2 separate regions of the Homo sapiens genome follow, and region 2 is linked to region 1. Evidence: chromatin loops called from intact Hi-C (ENCODE). Cell type or tissue: K562. All regions are shown on one strand. Each heading gives the region's core, and the rest is flanking DNA. Links, peaks and the distances in the headings are about the cores only.

The links. Hi-C counts contacts between places; a loop is a spot of excess contacts. Peaks named below come from ENCODE experiments on the same cell type or tissue, not always from the same donor. Only the 100,000 strongest peaks of a DNase experiment are listed, where the experiment ranks them.
Region 2: a loop joins it to region 1, with 8 times the contacts of the local background. A loop is called at or near these places in 2 of 110 quality-filtered maps.

The regions. Positions count from the first base shown.
Region 1 is chr3:183,116,516-183,128,121 of GRCh38, forward strand. LAMP3 (lysosomal associated membrane protein 3) reads right to left here. Exons shown (of 6, transcript NM_014398.4): 6 at 5,700-7,699. The coding sequence ends at 7,566. Among named protein-coding and RNA genes, the nearest start is that of MCCC1, 23 kb to the left of the region's middle. In K562, for the core only: a CTCF peak has its summit at 6,010 (motif pointing right); a DNase peak (open chromatin) is centred at 5,986; H3K27me3 peaks cover 18 bases.
Region 2 is chr3:183,475,362-183,486,967 of GRCh38, forward strand. No RefSeq gene overlaps it. Among named protein-coding and RNA genes, the nearest start is that of SNORA63E, 27 kb to the left of the region's middle. RefSeq lists enhancers at 2,838-3,373, 5,070-5,119. In K562, for the core only: CTCF peaks have their summits at 4,788 and 5,182; a DNase peak (open chromatin) is centred at 4,760.

The DNA of each region.
Region 1 (11,606 bases), core at 1,610-9,609:
GAAACCCTGCTAACCCCAATTTCCCGATTCTCCTGCCTCAATCAGGCCCAGCATGTGTTCAGCTGCATTTTCATACTAGTTCTCAGCCTGGCAAGGAGGAGAAGAGGTGAGGCAACTCCTGAGGGGTCACCTCTTGCCTTGTGAGAGAGGCTTCAGTAGCATCTTCCAGAAAACTGATGTGCTAGCACGAAGTAGGGAAGGCTGGGCTACATCTGAAATCCCAGAGGCTCTGGGCTTTTGCAGAGTCAAATATCACTGGCGGAATCCATCTCAGTGCCCCTGAGCTATGGTTCAGGATCCCGGATTTCCCCACCAGGGCCCTGCACTTTGTATACCAGACCTGCCTGCACCAGACACTCAAATCTCTTTGAGGCTCTGTAGACTTGCAATTTTTTTTTTTTTTTTTGAAACAGGGTCTTGCCCTGTCACCCAGGCTGGAGTGCAGTGGTGAGATTACTGCTCACTGCAGCCTTGATCTCCTGGGCTCAAGCTATCCTCCCACCGCAGCCTCCCGAATATCTGGGACCACAGGTGAGCACCACCATGCCCAGCTAATTTTTTAACTTTTTGTAGAGACAGGAGTCTCTCTATGTTGCTCACGCTGGTCTCAATCTCCTGGGCTCAAGCAATCCTCCCACCTGAGCCACTCAAGGTGCTGGTATTACAGGCATGCGCCATCAAGCCCAGCTTGCAATTAGATTTTTGACCAGCTGTTCAAAACCGAGTCTGTCTTGCCACTGCGGAAGATAATGCCTGTTTTGTAAGCTGCTCCCAAGGCTCTCCTACTCTCATATTTGGTGATTCACTGCTTGTTAACAGCCCTCAGTCTGTTATTCCCCTGCAGGGCCATCAACACAATTTAGTAGGACAGCCCATTCTGCTGTCTTGGTAGGCATTGTTCTCCCATATTGTTAAATGCTTGTGAAATCACACCTGCTACAGCATTCCCCTCCAAAAGCATCTTTTCTCAGGTCACCACCAATGAAATCGTTAGCAACTGAGCTGCCACCCAGGTCCAGGAACTATCTGCGTCCACCTATCAACCAGGACAGTATCCCCTCATCTGCTGGGTGATGGGTGAGCCAGTTCCAAATCCCCTTCCTACTGCCTCTTTTCTTGGGGCACTTTCAGCACCACTTACGTTAGTCTGGGACTTTAAAGAAAAAGATGCCAAGATGGGATTAACCATGCCAGACTTTATCAGGTGAAAAGTCTGTGGGAGAAAATGGTGAGGGAGCCAAGGTGCTGGAGAGTTTTCAGACCATGATGCCAGCTTGAACTTGCATGAAGGAGAAAGGGAAAGAGCACTGGGCAGAAGCATTTCTGCCGTGCAGTCTGGGGAAGTTCTGGCAGTTGAGAAGTTCTCAAGCCAAAGTCAGCTGTCAGATGAGGACAATGTGTCCCGGGAATGGTTTCACCTTAGTATCCCTGCATGCTCAGTCATTGTCTGGGAGCTGCCTGTGGAAGATGCTTGTGGCTTTGGGGCAAACGTGGCAATAGCTCTCTCTCTTTTTTTTTGAGATGGAGTCTCGCTCTGTCACCCAGGCTGGAGTGCAGTGGCACTATCTTGCCTCACTGCAACCTCCGCCTGCCAGGTTCAAGCAATTCTCCTGCCTCAGCCTACTGAGTAGCTGGGATTACAGGTGTGCACCACCATGCCTGGCTGACTTTTTTTTTTTGAGACAGTCTCACTCTGTTGTCAGGCTGGAGTGCAGTGGCACTATCTTGGCTCACTGCAACCTCCGCCTCCTGGTTTCAAGAGATTTTCCTGCCCCAGCCTCCCGAGTAGCTGGGACTACAGGTGTGCACCACCACACCCAGCTAATTTTTTTATTTTTAGTAGAGACGGGGTTTCCCCATGTTGGCCAGGATAGTCTCGATCTCTTGACCTTGCGATCCACCCGCCTCCGCCTCCAAAAGTGCTGGGATTACAGGTGTGAGCCACCGCGCCCAGCCGGTAATGTCTTTTAAAACTGTCCAATTAAAAGTGTCCATCCAATAGCTAGTGAAGCTACAGAGGCAGGTGAGTATAGAACAAGCTTATAATCAGAGCTATCTTAACAGGAAGTGTGGGTAGGGACTCCTGGCAGGTGGTGAGAATAGATGGAGGCCAGGAGATCCTGCTGCCTTGAAAGATTCCTCTTGCTAATCTTGTGCTCAGGCCTAAAACCTCACACATAAAACTTTATGCCTTTGTTTTGTTGTCGATGTTGAGACAGAGTCTCACTCTGTCACCCAGGCTGGAGTGCAGTGGCGCTATCTCAACTCACTGTAACCTCCGCTCCCTGGGTTCAAGCAATTCTCATGCCCCAGACTCCCGAATAGATGGGACTACAGGTGCGTGTCACCATGCCCAGCCAATTTTTGTATTTTTAGTGGAGATGGGGTTTTGCCATATTGGCCAGGCTGATCTCGAACTCCTGGCCTCAAATGATCTGCTTCCCTTGGCCTCCCAAAGTGCTGGGATTACAGGTGTGAGCCATTGCACTTAGTCGAAGCTTTATGCCTTTGGATTAAGGTAATGTCTTTTGACAAAATGCACGTGGCCTTGGGAGGGATAAAAGACGACTCCACAATGGGTTACTAACACATGATAATGAGCCAGGATTGGTGCTTCATGCCTGTAATCCCAGCATTTTGGGAGGCAGAGGTGAGTGGATCATTTGAGCCCAGAAATTTAGACCAGCTGGCGCAACATAGCAAGACCACGTATCTACAAAAAAAAAAATTAAAAATTAGCTGGGTGTGATAGCACGCACCTGTAGTCCCAGCTACCTTCGAGGCTGAGGTGGGAGGATCGCTGGAGCCTGGGAAGTTGAAGCTACTGTAAGCCGTGATCACACCACTGCATTCCAGCCTGGGTGACAGAGCGAGACCCTGTCTCAAAATAAAATAAAATAAAATAAAAAATTTAAAAAATGGCTGTGCACGGTGGCTCGACCCTGTAATCCCAGCACTTTGGGAGGCTGAGGAGGGTGGATCACCTGAGGTCAGGAGTTTGAGACTACCCTGGCCAACATGGTGAAACCCCGTCTCTACTAAAAATACAAAAATTAGCTGGCCATGGTGGTGCACACCTGTAATCCCAGCTACTCAGGAGGCTGAGGCAGGAGAATTGCTTGAACCCAGGAGACAGAGGTTGCAGTGAGCCGAGATTGTGCCGTTGTACTCCAGCCTGGGTGACAGAGTGAGACTCCGTTTAAAAAAAAAATGGAATTGAGTGAGTGAATAACATTGTTGGGGTCAGCCAAAGCATGTTGGGGTGGGGTGGTGGGGCTGGTGGAGGTATGAGGAAGTTAGAAGAATACATGAGCACTTAAGAAGAAAGTTTGCCAGGACAGCATGAGGGAATATCTGGAAAGCAAAAGAGATTTTATAATTTTGATAACAGAATTTATTTCACAATTTTATCTTTAGTCAATCTTGGTCTTAATATAAAACTAGTTAAGTTAAAAACAAAATAAAACATCTCTTTTTTTTTTTTTTTTTTTTTTTTTTTTTGAGACAGAGTCTCACTCTGTTGCCCAGGCTGGAGGGCAGTCCTACGATCTTGGCTCACTGCAACCTCACCTCCCAGGTTCAAATGATTCTCCTGCCTCAGCCTCCCAGACAGCTGGGATTACAGGTGCCCACCACCATGCCTGGCTAATTTTTATATTTTTAGCAGAGATGGGGTTTCACAACATTGGCCAGGCTGGTCTCAAACTCCTGACCTCAGGTGATCCAACTGCCTCAGCCTCCCAAAGTGCTAGGGTTACAGGTGTGAGCCATGGCACCTGGCCTAAACATCTCTTATTTATGCCTGCCAACACTTGACCAAAATTGGCATCTCTTGGAGGCACTAAGGTGGGGTGAAGGGACTTGTTGATGAGCGAGGGGCTGGAGTATTATAAAATGAAACTCTTTTTTCATTGGCAGAGATTCTTCTTCCATTCTTTTTATAGTTTATATTCCTTTTACTTAGTGGGCAGAGGGAAACCTCACAGCAAATCATCCTAGAGAACCAAGACCCGGGTCAGGAAGGAGTGGCTCATGTATTTGTGTCCTCAGACCTTCTTGGCCTTCAAGCTTAGAGCCCCAAACAGGAGTCCAGAGGGGGGATCTAGGACCTTACAAAGCAAGAAAAGTGTGAGAAGAACAAAGGTGGGGCAGATTGGGTAGGGGCTGGAGCCATCCTGGCTACTTTCTTTTAGGAAGGTGAAGCCGTGACGTCAGTGCTGTAGACCAATGGGTCAACACCAGACCCTGTGGTCAATGGACCTTCATCACCAGGGATTGGGAGGCTGTGCTCCTGAGGAGGTGCTACACCTGGGGCAGGGTTGGAAGCAGGCTGGAAAGGGCCTTGCTCTCATCATCCCTTGTATATGTTCCTATTAATCCACTTATCTTAGTATATATACTGGAATTTATTTACTGAAGTTCCCTCCAAAAAGTAAACCACGAATTCCACAATGTTCACCTTGACAGTAGGCACCTGAGGTAGGCAGCATCCACGCTGCCTCCAGGGGTTCCTCCCTCTCCCGGCGCTGTGGTTGGAAGGTGTCCCCCAAACCATATGTTGGAAACTTAATCTACAATGCAACAGTGTTGAGAAGCGGGACCTTTAAGAGGCAGTGGGGTCATGATGGCTCTGCCCTCGTGGATGGATTAATGCTATTATTACAAGTGTGGGGCCCCCTCTTGCTCTCTCTTCTGTGTCCTCGCACCATGTGATGCCTTTTACCATGTTACAAGGCAGCAAGAAGATGCACATCAGATTTGGCCCTTCCATCTTGGACTTCCCAGGCTCCAGAACCATGACCAAATCAACTTCTATTGCTTGTAAGTTATCAAAAAATCTGTGGTATTCTGTGATAATGGCACAGAATGGACTAAAATCTGATATTCGAGCCCTTGTGTAGTCCCCTTCCACAGTGTACCAGAGATGGTTTGTGTGAACCATAAACAGACATGCGATAGTATGTTTCTTCTGTGATTAGGTTATAAAAATATGACGGCTTTCATCTTGGTCAGTCTCTCTCTCTCTCTTTTTTTTTGAGATGGAGTCTCGCTCTGTCGCCCAGGCTGGAGTGCAGTGGCATGATCTCGGCTCACTGCAACCTCTGTCTCCCGGGATCAAGCGATTCTTCTGCCTCAGCCTCCCGAGTAGCTGGGACTACAGGTGCACACCACCATGCCCAGCTAATTTGTTTGTACTTTTAGTAGAGACGGAGTTTCACCATATTGGCCAGGTTGGTCTCAAACTCCTGACCTCGTGACCTGACTGCCTCGGCCTCCCAAAGTGCTGGGATTACAGGTGTCAGCCACCGCTCCCAGCCCTCTCTCTCTTTCTCTCAGATCACTATGGGTAACTAATATAGGACCTCTTATTTATCTCAGCTCCTACAAGAGTATCTGGCATTTAGCAAATCCTTATCAATGCTGATCAAATGAATGAATGAACAAACGTGGCGACATTTAAGCAAACTAGTAATGCAGTCAGTCTAAGCTAAGAGTTGAGACATTTCATATGTAACTTTAATGTGGTTTATCTTCTCAGGAATTCCTACCAAGTGATAATGTGGCAATGGAGAATAGAATGAAACAAATTATAGAAAGATGATTTAACTTATTGATCGGAGCAAAAACCTAAGATGATTGTAAACAAAATTTATACAGCACAAAAATGAATCATAAAAAATAAATGACATGCACAAATCTCCAAAGTAAGTTTTTATTACAAAAACCTTTACTACAATTCAATGTTTTATTAAGACTAAAGTCAGGACCTTGCCAACTTACTGAGTCATAAGGAAACACATGAGGAAAGTCAACATGGTCTCTAGGCTGACTTGAATTATTCCTTGACTAAGAATTCTAGGGTTATGTGGACTTTTCTGTTAACATCCTGACTTAGTTCCTTTCTTTAGCAGCAAAAAAAACAGCAGAAATAAAATTCTTGGCAGGCTGCTCTACAGAATAAAGTGAACAATAGGAAATATGGATATGAAGTGCAGAAGCAGCAAGTTACCACAAGATGGGGCTATACACTCAAGAAAGAACAGTTGGTTAGCGAAGTTTCTCTATTATCAAAAAAATTTAAAAATACTTTGAGTTTATTTGATGCCTTCATCTTTACAGCCCAGCTAAGCAATCCCATAAAAATGAGCAACTGACTAATGTTTTACAAAGCCCCTCAGTCTCCTTCCAGAGAGTGGAGGATTTATTAAGGATAGGCTATTTTGTTATCTGCAAAGCTCTCCTTTCATCTACCCTAATGTCTCATGATCCTGGATAAACCCATTTCCCTGTAAGGTGAGCGTATGCTGGTATGAGGTGTGAGCCTTCAGGCAGAGTGTGGTGTCATTGTTCTTGTAGGTAACTTGGTGTAGGGAGAAGACCAAAGACCTTGATGTCAGACCAACATGAATTCAAGCTCTGGCTCTGCCATCAGTTAGCCAGGTGACATTTAAGTGATTCAGTTCCCTTAAGTCTCAGTTTACTCATTCACCTATAAGTTGTGAGAATGAAATGAGATATAGATAAAGTGCTTAGCCTAGACTCTGGCACTTTGTTAATAATTAAGGGCCATTATTATTGTCTCTTGCTTATTGTTTAGTTCTACCATCTGTAGCCACCTAATTCTTAGTCTAGCGATTCTGGAGCAGGAGTCATCAAGATAAAAAATATAAGCTGATTTGTTCTTTTTGTTGGTTTTACATAAAAACACTTAGACAACCTGAGATATGTTGTTCTTTTTGATGATTAAAAAAAACATTTAAGGCCGGGCGCAATGGCTCATGCCTGTAATCCCAGCACTTTGGGAGGCTGAGGTGGGTGGATCACCTGAGGTCAAGAGTTCAAGACCAGTCTGGCCAACATGGTGAAACCCCGTCTATAATAAAAATACAAAAATTAGCCAGGCGTGGTAGTGTGTGCCTGTAATCCCAGCTACTCGGGAAGCTGAAGCAGGAGAATCACTTGAACCCGGGAGGCGGAGGTTGCCATAAGCCGAGATCGTGCCACTGTACTCCAGCCTGGGTGACAAGAGTGAAACTCCGTCTCAAAAAACAAAAACAAATTTAAAGTGGAAAAGGAGTTAAGTGCTACACCAGGAATATGTATGTTACATGAAACCATAAAACACAGATAGTAAAAGCACTGAAAGTCCATTTGATAACAAAGCAAAGGCTTTGTTAAGATCAAGGGTAAAATAAAATCTTCAATGCACACACAGTAGTATTAGTTACAATTGACCCTTGGTTTATAATTTGAAGGCTTATTCTACTTTACATATATTATGTTAATTCAACATATCTCAAATGTTGACTTTGAGTGGCTAAAATATTCTAAAGGAAACTAGAAAATAAACAGCTCACTATATCTTTCATAAAATAAACAAAAAGTATTTAGAAATTGATGTGCTGCCTGAACTTAAATCACACATGACTCACTTCATTTGAATAGAAGATGGTGGTTTACATTGTTTGAAGGACCCACACTCTGAGGGAATTTCCCAACATCCATCCTGGAAGGGATGAAAGAGTTCTCTAAATTCCATTATTTTCATTCCCCCCGGGCAACAATTAGATTCTCTGGTATCCAGATGATTGACACCTTAGGCGGATTTTATAGACACCCATACCCATAAGGCAGAGACCAACCACGATGGCCCCAATCACAGGAAGCACAATTGTGTAGTCAGACGAGCACTCATCCACTAAGAGAGAAAACAAATACAATACAGTGGGTAAGGTTTGGTGATGCAGTCCAGAAAGCAGGCTAGAGGGGAAAGAAGATGAGCTTTGGCATCAAACAAAGCTTGACTTTTAACTCCACCATTAACTAGCTTTGTGACCTTGGGCAGGTAATTTACCCTTGCAATTTCCTAATTTATAAAGTAAGCAAATAATATGTAAGACTGTCAGAAGATTAAATAACCATATTTTCTTAGTAATTAACATTCAATAATCATAATCCTTATTTCCTGAACTGAGTAAGAAGTCACTCCAGGCATACTCCCTGCTAAGTGGGATATGCTTACATAAAAGAGACCAGCCGGGCACAGTGGCTCACGCCTGTAATCCCAGCACTTTGGGAGGCCGAGGCGGGCGGATCATCTGATGTCGTGAGTTTGAGACCAGCCTGACCAACATGGAGAAACCCCATCTCTACTAAGAATACAAAATTAGCCGGGCGTGGTGGCACATGCCTGTAATCCCAGCTACTCGGGAGGCTGAGGCAGGAGAATTGCTTGAACCCGGGAGGCAGAGGTTGCGGTGAGCCGAGATCACACCATTGCACTCCAGCCTGGGCAACAAGAGCGAAACTCCATCTCAAAAACAAACAAACAAACAAACAAAAAACATTTGTGTGACCAGTGACCAGATTACAGATGATCTCTTGAGAAACATGATTTTTATCCACTTTATAAAACATTTTTGTCACTCCTAAGGTTCTATTGTATTACTTTTAGCTAATATTAGAAAACAGACCAAATTATTTATGAGAGCTTAAAAGTGAGAGTTTACAAACTTATCAAGACTGTTTTTTCTTTATACCATTAGAAAACGCTTACTCAATTCATTTAATGTAATTGATTGGGTCAGAGACTAATAAATCTCAACCGAGGAAAGACGGAGGGGTCTGGGGTAAAAGGGGAAGTTGATAGAATACTCTAATGAAGAGACTGGGAGAAAAGAGCAAATAAATGAAGAACCATGTCTTAGTCATTATAGCTAAAAAGATACATGTGTGAGGTCATTGTACGAACTAACACTGAAATTATGTCCTGAACCAAGGATCACCATCAACCCAATTCAGTGTACCTGAGATCTGAGAAAAAAAGTATCAGAAGAGGTCAGAGAAGACAGAGTGGCAATTAATTAAAGATTCCAGGAAAAAGAAAATTTGGACAAGAAAGAAACTGTGATTGTAGTACACGATTTGGCTTGACAGCAGACAATATTTATAAAACTATAATAATGTGTGCCTTAATACCTTACTGATTTACCCAAAAATAGTTGTGTAACCACAAATCTTTATGTGCTATAGCAGGAAGTCTAAAATGGATCAATTAGGAACTATCATGATAAGCTTTTATTTTTTAGAGTTATGGAGATAGCAATCAGAAGAAATTGTTAAAATTAGTTAAAAGTATCTTGTATCTTGGGGCAGGGAGGCAGAGGGACAGAGAAATGTTGCTTTCCATGATAAGACCTTTTGGAGTACATGAAACTTTGTTACTTATATATGTTTCTCTTTTTTTGCAGCCTGGAACTCCTGACTTCAAGCCATCCTCCCACCTCATCCTCTTGGGACTAGGGGTGTGTGCTACCATGCTGGGCCAATTTTTTATTTTTTACAGATGGGGTCTTGCTATGTGGCCCAGGCTGGTTTCAAACTCCTGGGCTGAAGCAATCCTTGACTTCCCAAAGTGCTGGGATTACAGGCGTGAGCCACCACACTTGGCCTATATTTCTTAAACGAAAAAAGAACTTTGACAAGTTAAGGAATTAAAATGAGTGGGAAAAAATACAAAAAGTTAAAACAAAATGTAATGCACACACCTGTTGACCCAATAATTCTATCTCTAGGAAATTATCCCAAAGATATATTCATACACTATGCAAAGGTATATTACAGCACTGTCCATTTTATGAGACAATTTAAATATACGTAAAAACTAAAATAGTATTCAGACAATAGAAAATAATATAGCCATTAAAAAGAACGTGGTAGGTCTCGGTGTTCTGTAACAGAAGTTCCTTAAGCTCCGTGAAGTATCATGTGAACCCAAACCCATGTGCTTGTGGGTCCAGTGTGAAAAGATACACCAAAAACTGGCAGGAGGACTGGGAAGGAAGTGGAGGGCAACTTTTACTCTCTCTTGTTAAGCTATTAAATTATTTAACATTGTTTAAACATTTCTAAAATGCAAAAGAGTACACAAAGAAAAGAAGTGACTGATCCAATCACCCCATTTCTTCTATTTGAATCAATCACTATAAACCTTTTTGGGCATGTAGTTCCTCTGTGAATGTGTGTGTGTGTGTGTGTGTGTGTGTGTGCACACGTGTGCATGTGTGCAAACTCACGTGCATGCTTAAAGCAAAATCACTCTATTTTAAATAGTCTATTCTCATTATAAATAACTAAAATAATAGAGAAAAAGCACAAACAAAAAAGTAAAACCAATTACCCCAAGACCATCCACCAAGAAATGTCATTGCTAATATGGAGAAACATTATTTCAGGCCTCTTTCTTTAGAACTACAAGGATAGATAGGTTAGAAAAATAAATAGAAATACTTTTATTAAGATAGGATCATACAAGTACTATTTTATTACATTTGTTAATTTCAATTTTACTTGTGTTTAATAGGATAAAAGAACTTGAAGGAATTATCACAAACCAATGTTTCTTTGTCATGGGAAATATTGGTTCATAAAGGGTCCCTTTAGAGTTCTAAAAAGAGATTATGAAGTATGCATTAAACAATTATGAAATACATTAAGAGGTTATGAAATAAATTGGACTTGTGTTTACTAAACTTCGTTTCCAGTTTAAACATTATCTATTGATACTGTTTTGAAAGAGTAGCACTAACAGAGTCCCTTCCATCTCCCCTCTCTTCAACTCCCCCAATTTTTTTTTTGAGACAGGGTCTTGCTCTGTTGCCCAGGCTGGGGGGCAGTGGTGCGATCATAGCTCACTGAAGCCTCCAGCTCCTGAGGTCAGCCATCCTCCCACCTCAGCTTCTCAAGTAGCTAGTAGTACAGGCAAATGCCACCCCACTCAGCTACTTTTTAACTTTTTTGAAGAGATGGGGTCCTTACTATGTTGCTCAGGCTGGTCTTGAACTCCTGGCCTCAAGTGATCCTCCAACCTCGGCCTCCCAAAGTTTCAGGTGTGAGACACTGTGCCCAGACAACTCCAAATTTTGAATAGTTATGTCACTGTTTTTAACATTGTCTATGTTTTTTTTTTCTTTTTTAAAAAGTAAACTGATTTTATTGTGAAATTCTCATAGATGGAAAATTAAATCAAACATTTATTCTGTCCATTTCATTTTATAATAACCTTATCACTGATTTTTGTACCATGCATTTCAATGGCCTGTTAAATGAAAAATGTTTTAAAAACTTTTAATTTTTGATGTTTTTAGCTTAAATTTTTTCATTAAGAAGCCCACAGTGCCAGCAGCCGCCCCCCAAGCCCTGTGTGAACAACGTTTTGGTTGCTATTTCAACTTAAGGAAACAATCTTTGACCTTGATCCATTGTCCAGGTTTATGACACTTCAATTCTATTTGATAACTATCATTCCTGTAGTCTTTAAAATGTGTTCTGACTGGCTGGGCACGGTGGCTCACGCCTGTAATCCCAGCACTTTGGGAGGCTGAGGCAGGTGGATCTCAAGGTCAGGAGATCGAGACCATTCTGGCTAACACAGTGAAACCCCGTCTCTACTAAAAATATGAAAAATAAAATAAAATAAAAAAATAACCAGTTGTGGTGGCAGGCGCCTGTAGTCCCAGTTACTTGGGAGGCTGAGGCAGGAGAATGGCATGAACCTGGGAGGCGGAGCTTGCAATGAGCCGAGATCACGCCACTGCACTCCAGCG
Region 2 (11,606 bases), core at 1,097-9,096, 360 kb after region 1:
GGCCAACTTAGACACTTTGAAATTCTTCTATCAGAGCTCTTACCTACAAAATATCTATGCAACAAAATGACAGCTTTTAAACAAAATGAAAGAGACTCTTTATATAAAGCCTCCCTGTGCAGAATAAATGAGGAGAAGCTCATAGTCCAGCACCTGGCTTAGGTAAGCTTCCTCTTATACCGTTTGGTCCTCCGAGATAAGAGAAAAGCCCCTGAGGGTTAGGCCATCAGATGGGGAAATGGCAGCCTCCATTCTTGTGCTAGAGAGGGTCCTTTAAAAGCTGTGCATAAATGGTTTACTTTTCTTTTCTGAAAGGAGAAGAAAAATGTAGATGGAAGCAAAACAAAAATACAGTTTCCTCATTTTATTATTTTAGATTTTTCTTTTATTTTTATTGATACCTAATCAATGTACATATTTTCTGGGTATATGCGATAATTTGATAGAGTCATATGATCAAATCAGGGTAACTGGGATGCCCATCACCTTAAATATTTGTCTTTTCTTTCTTCTCTTTCTTTCCTTCTTCCCTTCCCTTCCCCTTCCTTCCTTCCTTCTTTCCTTCCTTCCTTCCTTCCTTCCTCTCTCTCTTTCTGTCTTTCTCTTTCTCTCTGCCATACTCTGTCACCCAGGCTGGAGTGCAGTGGCACAATCATGGTTCACTGCAGCCTCAAACTTCCCAGGCTCAGGTGATCCTCTCACCTTAGCCTCCTGAGTAGCCAGGACCATAGGTGTGCAACACCATGCTCAGCTAATTTTTGTATTTTTAGTAAAGACAGGGTTTCACCATGTTGCTCAGCCTGGTCTCAAACTCCTGGGCTCCAGCAATCTGCCTGCCTTGGCCTCCCAAAGTGCTGAGATTATAGGCATGAGACACCTCACCCAGCTTTGTGTTTTCTTTATGCTAGGAACATTTGAATTATTTCCTTCTAACTATTTTCCTTATTTTAAACCTGTGTGGGAAGAGCAGCCTCTGCAGGTAGGATCTGTGAGGTCCCATTCCTCATAGTGGACAAGCAGGGAGATGCCAAATTTAGAGCAAAATTATTGATCTTGTCACAATTTTGTTTTCAAACTATATAACTTACCAAAAAATGTATTTTTTGATCAGGATAATTTAAATTCTCTAACATGTTAGGTTCACTTGTTAAGAGATCTCATTCAATTAGTGAAAATAAAACAGCAATTCTAGATAAAACAGTAAGCCCCAAAATTGAATTTCCCATGTCATTTAATGTCTACACATTATGAGCTATGAAGATGTCCTCTGAGAAGAGATATAATGCTTCCCAGTCCTTAACCTGATTTTCCCGACCTTTCCTACTTTTCTTGTCCTTACCTATTCACGCACTTTACATGTACTCTGATACATGGACTGGGAGTGTTCTAGAGAACGGGGATATGTCTTCCCAGCATATCACAGGACCTCGCCTGGGACCAGAATCATTCTGTTCATTTTCCAAGATCCAATTATCACTTGTAACCAAGGTGAATGCTTGGCAAGAGCCTGTGTCCTGGGTTTGGTTTTAAGGTAGGTGTTTTCCTCTTCTTCTATTATTAAGGCTGTTCATAACCTACGTAATCTGCTTTCTCCCCTTTGTGCTTATGAAAAGTTCGTTTTTGTCTAGGATGAAAACTATGGCAGCCAAATCTCCTCCAAAACTAAGTAATAGCACACCTGCCGTACCCACAGTACTTTTGAGACCCTCTAGTTAGTATTATTGTAATGTATTATTGTAATTACTATCAACAATAGTCATAACAAGTGCTATTTTTTCTTTTTTTCTTTCTTTTCTTTTCTTTTCTTTTTTTTTTTTTTTTTTTTGAGACAGAGTATCACTCTGTCACCCAGGCTGGAGGGCAGTGGCATGATCTCGGCTCACTGCAACTTCCATCTCCTGGGTTCAAGTGATTCTCCTGCCTCCACCTCCCAAATAGCTGGGATTACAGGTGCCCGCCATGCCCGGCTAATTTTTTTTTTTTTTCTAGTAGAGACAGGGTTTTACCATGTTGGTCAGGCTAGTCTTGAACTCCTGACCTCAAGTGACCCACCCGCCTCAGCCTCCCAAAGTGCTGGGATTACACGCATGAGCCACTGCACCTGGCTAACAAGTGCTATTTTTTAGTTCCCATTATGTGCCATGGACTGCACATCATATACATTTTTGCTAATCCTTACACCAACCCTACACAATAGATATTTTTATCCTAATGTTAGAGATAAGGAAACTGATGCTCAGAGAGCTTAAGTGACTTACCCAAGATCACACAGCTAGTAAGTGACAGAGTGAGAATCAGGTCTGACTGCACTCAGGTCTGACGGACTCCGAATTGCCTCCTCTTGCCACTGGGCAATGGGCCTTTGAGTTGTTCCCTCACATGTCTGTGAGGCCAGACCCTGAGTCTGAGATTCTGGGGTCCCCTCAGTGCTGCCAGCTCCTTAGTCCCTAAGACTGTTAGGACCACAGAGCCCATGGCCAGTGAATCCAGCAGGGGAATAAATATGCAGATGATATAAGACAGCAAAAATCAGCCCAGGGCTGGGACTGGAAGGCCTGAGTGAGGAAAGGAACCTGCTCTCTAGGAGTCAGGACACCCCGGTCCTGGCCCTGACTCAGCTCCCACAGGGCCTTCAGCCAGTCCCCACAGGGCCCACAGCCTGGTGGTCAATCACTGTCCCTGGTGGGATACCCTGTGAGCCGCACTTTACTCCCCAGAGAACAAGGGGCTTTGCCTGCAGGATGCTGTCTAAGCTTTTCTGGTTCTGAGAATTCTGGGATTCTTCCAGGAGCCCTGGGGGATGCCTGGTCAATAGGTAACTGTCTCTGCTGCCAGGAACCCAGGGCCTGGGGGGAGACAGGCGAGGGCACGCCCAGAGCAGCTGCAGTTTTTATCAGGAGAGACGTGTCACCCAAGGGCCTGGATAAGACTCCCCCACTTCCGCAGCCCTCCTCCTGCTTTGTCTCCTAGGATAGAATAGAGCACGATAGGATGAGGTGGGACAGATGAGGACTTCACACACTGTAAGGGTAAACATTGTTTCGTCTGCTTGTGTTTGAATTCTATAAATGTATTTCTGTGTTGGGTAAAATTTGCGTCTCCCTGAGGTTGCACTCTAAGGAGTATGGAAAACCTGGCTCTAGACTAACTGGGCCCCCCGTGGTGCTCCAGGCATCCCCACCCTCACCTGTGGCACCTGGAGCTCCTGCTGTCACCGGCCCAGCTGGGTCCTGTGTCTTTCTCTGGTTGTCAGGGCCTGCGCTGACAGTCCCCCCACAGGGAGGTGGAATCTGGGGTTGACAGGGCTGGGAGGATCCTTCCTCTTTCCAGGCTCAGGCAAATCCTCGCCTGGAGGCGGGGAATGGGCTAGATGACCCCTGAAACAGTTCAGTCCAGGGTCTGAGAGCCCCTCTGTGCCCAGCGCTGTGCCCCCTCCCCTTCCTACGCTTCCCTGCAGGGCCCGCGAGAGAGAGGGGAAAGCAGCTGCCAGCTCCAGGCAGTCATTTTACCCCAGGTGCCACTTACCCTGCGGAGGGGCTGGAACCAGCTAATCATTTTACCTGGAGGTGCCACTTACCCTGCAGAGGGGCTGGAATCAGCTAATCATTTTACCTGGAGTTGTCATTTACCCTGCGGAGGGGCTGGAGCTTGTCCGGTTTTCCAGTTCCTGTGTTGCCTGCCAGCCCTGTCTACCCCAGGCTGTGGGTGTCTATGGCTGACAAAGGCCCCTGAGCCAGGCCAACCCCAGCCTCCCAGGGGGTGGCTCTGTGGTCCCTAGCAGCCCCAGCATCATCCAGGGCACAGAGGCCATGGACCCTGGAGACACAGCCCTTCCTATTCATCCAGGGCACGGCTCCCTCTGTCCCTCCATCTCTCCCTCACAGAGCTTTCAGCAAGATAGATGGTCATTCTCCTGTCCTCACTGTTTGCTCCTGGCATAAGGGGACCCCGGGGCTGGATGACTTCCCTAAAGAGGAGTCTCTCAGGGTTTCCTCAGGTGCTCCGAAGTCCTGTCTGGAGGATGAAGGTGGGGGGCACATCCCTGAGGCAGACTCCCCGCTGCCCTCCCTCCACCCTTCACCGATTCCCCATGTATTAGTTTTCTACAGCTATGTAATCAGTTTCCCAAACCTTAGTAGCTTGAAGCAACAAACATTTATTATCTCACAGTTTCTGAGGGGCAGTTTAGCTAAGTGGCTCTAGCTCAGGGTCTCTCATGAGCAGCTTTCAGCCAGGGCTGCAGTTCTCAGACGCCTTGAGGATTAGAGAATCTGCTTTCAAGAAAGCCTCATACTTTCTTGCAAGGTAACAAATAAGTGCTGTAGATCACCTAAGAAAACAGTGCTGTATTACGCTTTGTTACCGAGAACCCGCAAAAGGACAGCCTGGATTATGCTAAACAATGCAAGGGAAGGGTAGGGCAAGTGGCCAAATCCCTGATGGTAGAGGACAAATTCCAAAGCAAAGAAAAGCTGGCAGGACCAATTTATGAATTGTGAAAGCCTAACATTAAGGCATTGTACCATTTTTCCTGCCACAGGATCAGCTATCTTGCAATCAATGGCCTCTAAGACTCAATAATCCCGGGATAGGACCAGCTGCAGTCACTCTAAGAGCTCCCTCTGGGAGGGGAGGCCTGGCAGGGAACCGTGAGGACACAACAGAGCTCTAGGTCTGGCAGTTGAGACAGGAGCTTCTTTCCTTTTAGGAAAATTACCCCAGGCTGTCCTTGGCGGCACCCCATCACTAGGAGTGTAACTAAGGAGCTTGTGGTCATCTTTTGTCCCCTCGTGGACACTTTTAAAAGTGCAGCCCGGCCGCGCACGGCGGCTCATGCCTGTAATCCCCAGCACTTTGGGAGGCTGAGGCAGGCGGATCATGAGTTCAAGAGATCAAGACCATGCTGGCCAACATGGTGAAACACCATCTCTACTAAAAATACAAAAATTAGCCAGGTGTGGTGGCACGTGCCTGTAGTCCCAGCTACTCGAGAGGCTGAGGGAGGAGAATCACTTGAACCTGGGAGGCGGAGGTTGCAGTGAGCCGACATCGCGCCACTGCACTCCAGTGTGGTGACAGAGTGAGACTCTGTCTCAAAAAAAAAAAAAAAAGTGCAGCCTTTCCTCCTGTATGAGAGTCTGTTAGGGTGGAAGTAAACTCAGAAGTCACCTTCAACCACTAGGGGGTTTTATGGCACAGGTCCCTGGCCTTGCACAGATCACAGAGTGAGTTAGTAATAAGTATTTCCAGATTTTTTTTTCATGGTGACTCTAAAGTTGTGACATGCTTGATCTAAAATCTTTGAATCATAGAAGCATGGACTTAGATGAGACCTGCGACATCACCTCACGGCATTCCATATACCCGCTCCCTGCAAGCAGCGATGGGCAGAGCAGAAGCGTTGCCAGCCTTGGAGACCCCCACACTTGCGTTCAGTCTTTACTCTGGGAAGTCTCTGAGCCTCAGTTTTCTCATCCATATAGCATCAATTTACTTCACAGAGTTCATGCAAGAATTAAACAAAATGGTGTACGTCAGAGACTGCAAACTCAAGTGCCTTCGGGACCAAGTAGGTCAGTGGACACTGGCAAACCAGACTTACAAGCCCTTTTCTTTTTTCTTTTTTCTTTTTTTTTTTTTTTTTGAGATGGAGTTTCACTCTTGTTGCCCAGGCTGCAGTGCAATGGAACGATCTTGGCTCACTGCAACCTCCGGCTCCCGCGTTCAAGCAATTCTCCTGCCTCAGCCTCCCGAGTAGCTGGGATTACAGGCATGCGCCATCACCCCTAGCTAATTTTGTATTTTTAGTAGAGACGGGGCTTCACCATGTTGGTCAGGCTGGTCTCAAACTCCTGACCTCAGACGATCCGCCAGCCTCGGCCTCCCAAAGTGCTGGAATTACAGGCGTGAGCCACCGCGCCTGGCTTACGAGCCCTTTTCTAAAGGGAACAGTACCTGTTCTTTTCTGTCCAGTGAAGTAGGGATATGACCCCTGTGTTGCCAATTTTAAAAAATATGGCAGAGTCCAAAAAGGTATCTATGGTTTTCATTGTTCAACCTCTGGCGTGTGTAAAGTGTCCAAGAGGTGATCAATAATGGTGGTGGTAATTACTGGGGTGGCAGCTCCTCAGGACCCCCACACTGCCCCACCCCTACCCATACATTTCTCCCGGTAGGTGTTGATATAGTAACATTCTTGGAGTGTCACTGTGTACCTGGCACTGTGCTAAGTGCTATAGATATAAAAACCAGCAAGAAAACAGCCCCCAGCCCCGTGGGCCTTCAGTCAAGTAAGGACAATTACAGCAGCTAACATGTGCGGTGCATTTACAATCTGTTGGGCGATGAGCTAAGCATTCCACGTGTACGATCTCGTCTAATCCTCACCCAAACTCTATGAGGCATAGTCTATTATTACTGTACTTTCAGGATGAGGTGACTTAGAGTGGAGGTGAGTAACAAAGCCGCAGCCTTTTCTAACCCTCAGCACATCTCCAGGCTTGCTTCCTGCTGAGGATTGCAACCCACCTCCCAGGGAGATGAAGTCTCTAAAATTGGAAATAAAAATTTCAGCACCTAATTTCTAGCTTGCATCTGAATTGCCACACGTTCTTTTACAGGTTTTTTTTTTTGTTGTTGTTGTTTTTTGTTTTTGTTTTTGAGACGGAGTCTTGCTCCGTAGCCCAGGCTGGAGTGCAGTGGTGCGATCTCCACTCACCGCAAGCTCCGCCTCCCGGGTTCACGCCATTCTCCTGCCTCAGCCTCCCGAGTAGCTGGGACTACAGGTGCCCGCCACCACGCCCAGCTAATTTTTTGTATTTTTAATGGAGACGGAGTTTCACCGTGTTAGCCAGGATGGTCTCGATCTCCTGACCTCGTGATCTGCCCACCTCGGCCTCCCAAAGTGCTGGGATTACAGGCATGAGCCACCGCGCCCGGCCTACAGGTTTTTAAAATAGTTTGTTGGTTTGCATTTAGCCATTGAAATTTTTATTAGTTTGTTTTTTAATGTGCTGGATCTCAGGTCACATGATTTTAGGCTGCCAACAAGATCTTTTCAAAAATTAACTGGGCTTCCTGGGGCACACTAACTTAAGAGTTCTGGCTTTTGTCCCCTTTTGCCCATCCCCACTAACACCAGCACTGATGTTCCCACTGTCACCAAGATGCTGAATGGATAAGCGGTCACATGATCAAAGTACTGCCTTCCACCTACACTGGGAATGAGTTGGGATCGTAGCTCCTGGAAAGGCTTCCCCAACAACCCTAGGGTGTGTGAGTAGGCAATTTGGAGAGTCAGCCCCAGCCCACCGTAATATGAGTGCCCAGAACAGGATCATGCCCAAGACAGAGCATGGATTTGGAGAACAAACTCAATATACGTTGGATTCATAAAAACATTGGGCTCAGGGTGGCAATTCCTTGCTGTTACGCACCTGCGAACATAGCTGACTTGGATTTGCAAGCCACAAGCTTAGGTGTGGAACATTTGTGAGTCTCTAGCATTTCTGAACCTGTCTTAAGAGCTATCACCTTACTCTGATGACATTCCAAGTGCTTACACAGGCCTCTGAGACTCCCTACCATGGCTCTGAATTTAGTCCGGCTACACAGGCCTCTTGACTGTTCCTTACTTATTTATTTATTTATTTTTGAGATGGAGTCTCACTCCGTCACCCAGGCTGGAGTGCAGTGGCGCAATCTCGGCTCACTACAAGCTCTGCCTCCCATGTTCAAGCGATCCTCCTGCCTCAGCCTCCCAAGTAGCTGGGACTACAGGGATGCCACAATGACCAGCTAAATTTTTGTGTATTTTTAGTTCAGACAGGGTTTCACCATGTTGGCCAAGCTGGTCGCGAACTCCTGACCTCAAATGACCTGCCCATCCTGGCCTGCCAAAGTGCTGGGATTACAGGCATGAGCCACCGTGCCCAGCCATGACTGTTCCTTAAATACACAGAAGCCTCCCACCTCAGAGCCTCATTAGCTCTTCCCTCTGCCTGGAGTAAGCTTCCCCAGATACTCTCAGGCCTCTCATGCTCTCTTCACTCAAGCCTCTGTTTAAGTGTCTCTATCAGAAAGGTTGGCTGTGTTCATCCTAGCTCAAGTAGCATGCATCACCCTTCCCCTGAGTTACTTTCTTTGGACATTTATCTCTACTTGTCATTATATTATATGCTTGTTTGATTCTTGCCTGTCTCTCTCTACTAGAATGTTAGCTCATGTGAGCAGAGGCTTTGTTTTGTTCACAGATGGACAGAAATCATGCCTGGCACGTAGTAGGCGCTCAATGAATATTTGTTGCATTGTTTCACAAAGACTCACCCCATTCCTTCTTTCACTAATGTCTACTTAGAACTCAGAACAAAATCTAAGGCATCATTTTTCCTACAGATTCCTCCAGTGACCTTTTCCCGGAATGTGACATTCTACCAGAATGCACTTTGACAATTAAAAACCTCAGCATTTCTTCCTAGACTAGTTTTGTCACTGTCCTAATCTTTTTCTTTTTTTTTTTTTTTTCTATTTCTGGCTTGGTCTCATGTTTCAGGGAAATTACTCAATAGATGCTCCTATTACTACATTTTTACTATGAAAGAATAGAATTTCGGCCAGGCATAGTGGCTCATGTCTGTAATCCCAGCACTTTGGGAGGCCAAGGCAGGCGGAGGCGGATCACCTGAGGCCAGGAGTTCGAGACCAGCCTGACCAACATGGCAAAACCCTGTCTCTACTAAAAATACAAAAATTAGCTGGGCGTAGTGGCAGGTGCCTGTAATCCCCGCTACTCAGGAGGCCGAGGTAGGAGAATTGCTTGAATCCAGGAGGTGGAGGTTGCAGTGAGCTGAGATCTCACCATTGCATTCCGGCCTGGGCGACAGAAAAAAACAAACAAACTCAAAAAAACAAACTAACAAAAAAACTCAAAAAACTCAAAAAAAAACCTCAAAAAACTCAACAAAACAAACAAACTAACAAAAAAACAAAGAACAGAATTTCACCAACAAAAATCCTGTTTATCTAAGGCCAGACTTACAGATTTCTCTGCGCAGTCAGGTTTTCCCTCTGCCTTCTGTGTATTGCCGCTTTGTTAAATCAAGATGATATGGTTTGGCTGTGTCCCCACCCAAATCTCATCTTGAATTGTGGCTCCATAATCCTCAGGTGTCATGGGAGAGACCTGGTGGGAGGTAATTGAATAATGGGGGTAGGTTTTTCCCGTGCTGTTCTCGTGATAGTGAGTAAGTCTCACAAGATCTGATGGTTTTATAAAGGGCAGTTCCCCTGCACAGGCACTCCTTCCTGCTGCCATGTAAGACATGTCTTTGTTCCTCCTTCACCTCCTGCCATGATTGTGAGGCCTCCCCAGCCATGTGGAACTGTGAGTCCATTAAACCTCTTTCCTTTATAAATTACCTAGTCTCGGGTATTTCTTCACAGCATATGAAAATGGACTAATACACCAGGCTTTGCCACCCTCATCTCCCCTCACCCCTGCCCTGTCTGCCCAGGTCAGTGCCCTCCAGCCTTGTACCTTTCAGATATGGGTTGTGACCTGTGACCCATTTAGTGGGTGATGAAATTAATTTGGTGGCTTGTGAACAGCATTTTAAGAAAAAAATAGAATAGGAAATACAGAAAATGTGTTTCTTATTGTGATACATGTTCAAGAAAGTTTGAAAGCACTGCTCTGGCCTGTATGGGTCAAAGAAGCTTTAGTACTATTTTTCTCTTTAGTTGCCTTCAGCAGATTCTAGAAGAAGGGGCTTCGGCACTCCTGGCCTCGCACAGTGGGCCTGTGGTGGATTGTAGAAAATGGTCAGTTCTCTTTTAAAATGCTGCCAACAGCAGCGCAGGTGGTGGGCACACCTGTTCTTTTAACTGTATCTGTTTCATAAGGTAAGTATACCTGGGACACTGAAACTCTCAGTACCAACACTCCACTCATACCCTGCGCTCAGAGACTTCACCAAACCATCGCATGGCTTCTAGCAGCCTGAGGCCACGTCCCTGGGATGGCCCAGCCCCCTTTTGAGTTGCTGTCTGGGAAAGCTTAAGGCTGTCAAAAGAATTGAGTTTGTTCCACCAACATCTGACAACAGGCCCCTGATCTTGCTTTTTTAGAGCATTTACTAAAAAAAGGAGGCTTACCATTGTGAATCCTTCCTCTGTTGCTCTGAGCTACTATGTATGTGTTGCCTACAGCTCAGGGGTGTCTTTCTCAAGGACCTGAAAGCCATTCCCCTCAAGGTAATTATCAGGAAGGAGAGAGGATCCTAGCTTCGAGAACTGCCAGCTAGCAGACACAGCTGGTCTCATCATATTGACTCTGCCCAACACTTTGTCATTTTTCACTTCCCTGACTCTACCTGAACCTGCTCGCTCCACCTCCTGCCTCCCTTATTCTCCCTTTAAAAGGCCCAGTCAGCATCTCTGCACAAATCAGAATAGAGCTCAGCTCTTTCCGCTACTGTCAGCAGTTACTGAATAAAATTTGTTTTCACTGCTTTAACTAATGTCCAGCTTGTTTATTTTTATTTTTAAACCATATACGTACACATGCACACGCGCACACACACACACTTCTTCTCAAGACAAACATTGCTTCTCAGAGATAGCTGATTCTTGTCATCCTCATAATCTAGAGTATCTTCCCTTCCTATGTTTAAGTTATAAGTAAAGTTTTAACTGTTCCAGTCTGGTCTTTGATGTTCCTTAGGAAATTAAATGAAGAGTTGTGTATGGGACTCTTTCCTTACAGGGAAGAGTTGGGGCTATGAGGTCCAAATTTCCGTGCCCACTGGGAGCTTCTCCTTCCACTGCCAAACGTGGAGGAACCAGGATTCGTGTTACAAAGGGAGATTTCCAGTTGTCTTACACATCAAAGGCCACCCCCTTTTCCCTCTACCCAGCTTTAACTTTCCCAAAGAATTTATAAGCAGGAAGTCTCATATTCTCTATCCAGGCAGATGAGTAGAGATGGTTGGGCATGGGTTTCAAGGCAGCGTTTCATGTGGGAATCAATAACAAAGCAGACATCTGAATGTGCAAAGAGAAAAGGAAAATCCCCAGGTGCCAGTAAACAAACATGGAAGTGAAAAACAGAGTGACTGGTAAGCAGCCAGGCCAATGGTGGGGAGACTGGGGAGGGTGGGACTGGACCTGGATTCATCCCCAGCACCAAAGAGTTTTCAACTGTGGCCACATGCAGGAACGGAACATAAGGCATGGGCCTATGGAGGGCGGGAGAGAACTGAGATCCTGTATGAAGGCTGCACGTCCAGTGAAAAGGAGCTGGTCCAGAAGATGCCATACACCAGCAGGGAGGAGCTGGTGCAGGGGGAGGCACTAAGAAAAGCTGGGCAGATGCCTGGCCCCGGCCAAACTGCCCAGACATGAGATTATCACTTAGACCCAGCGGGGAAATTGGAAGGCTCAGCAGCAAAGTTAAGGTCAAAACTCCGTTTGACTCACAGCTGGTGCACTGGCACTCAGATCCAGGGCCCAAGATCACTCCAGAACATTCCCCACCAGTGAGGAAGCTGGGTCTGTGATTCCCAAGGGTTTCCACCAAGAAGTCCTAAGGCAGAACATCTACCTCTGGG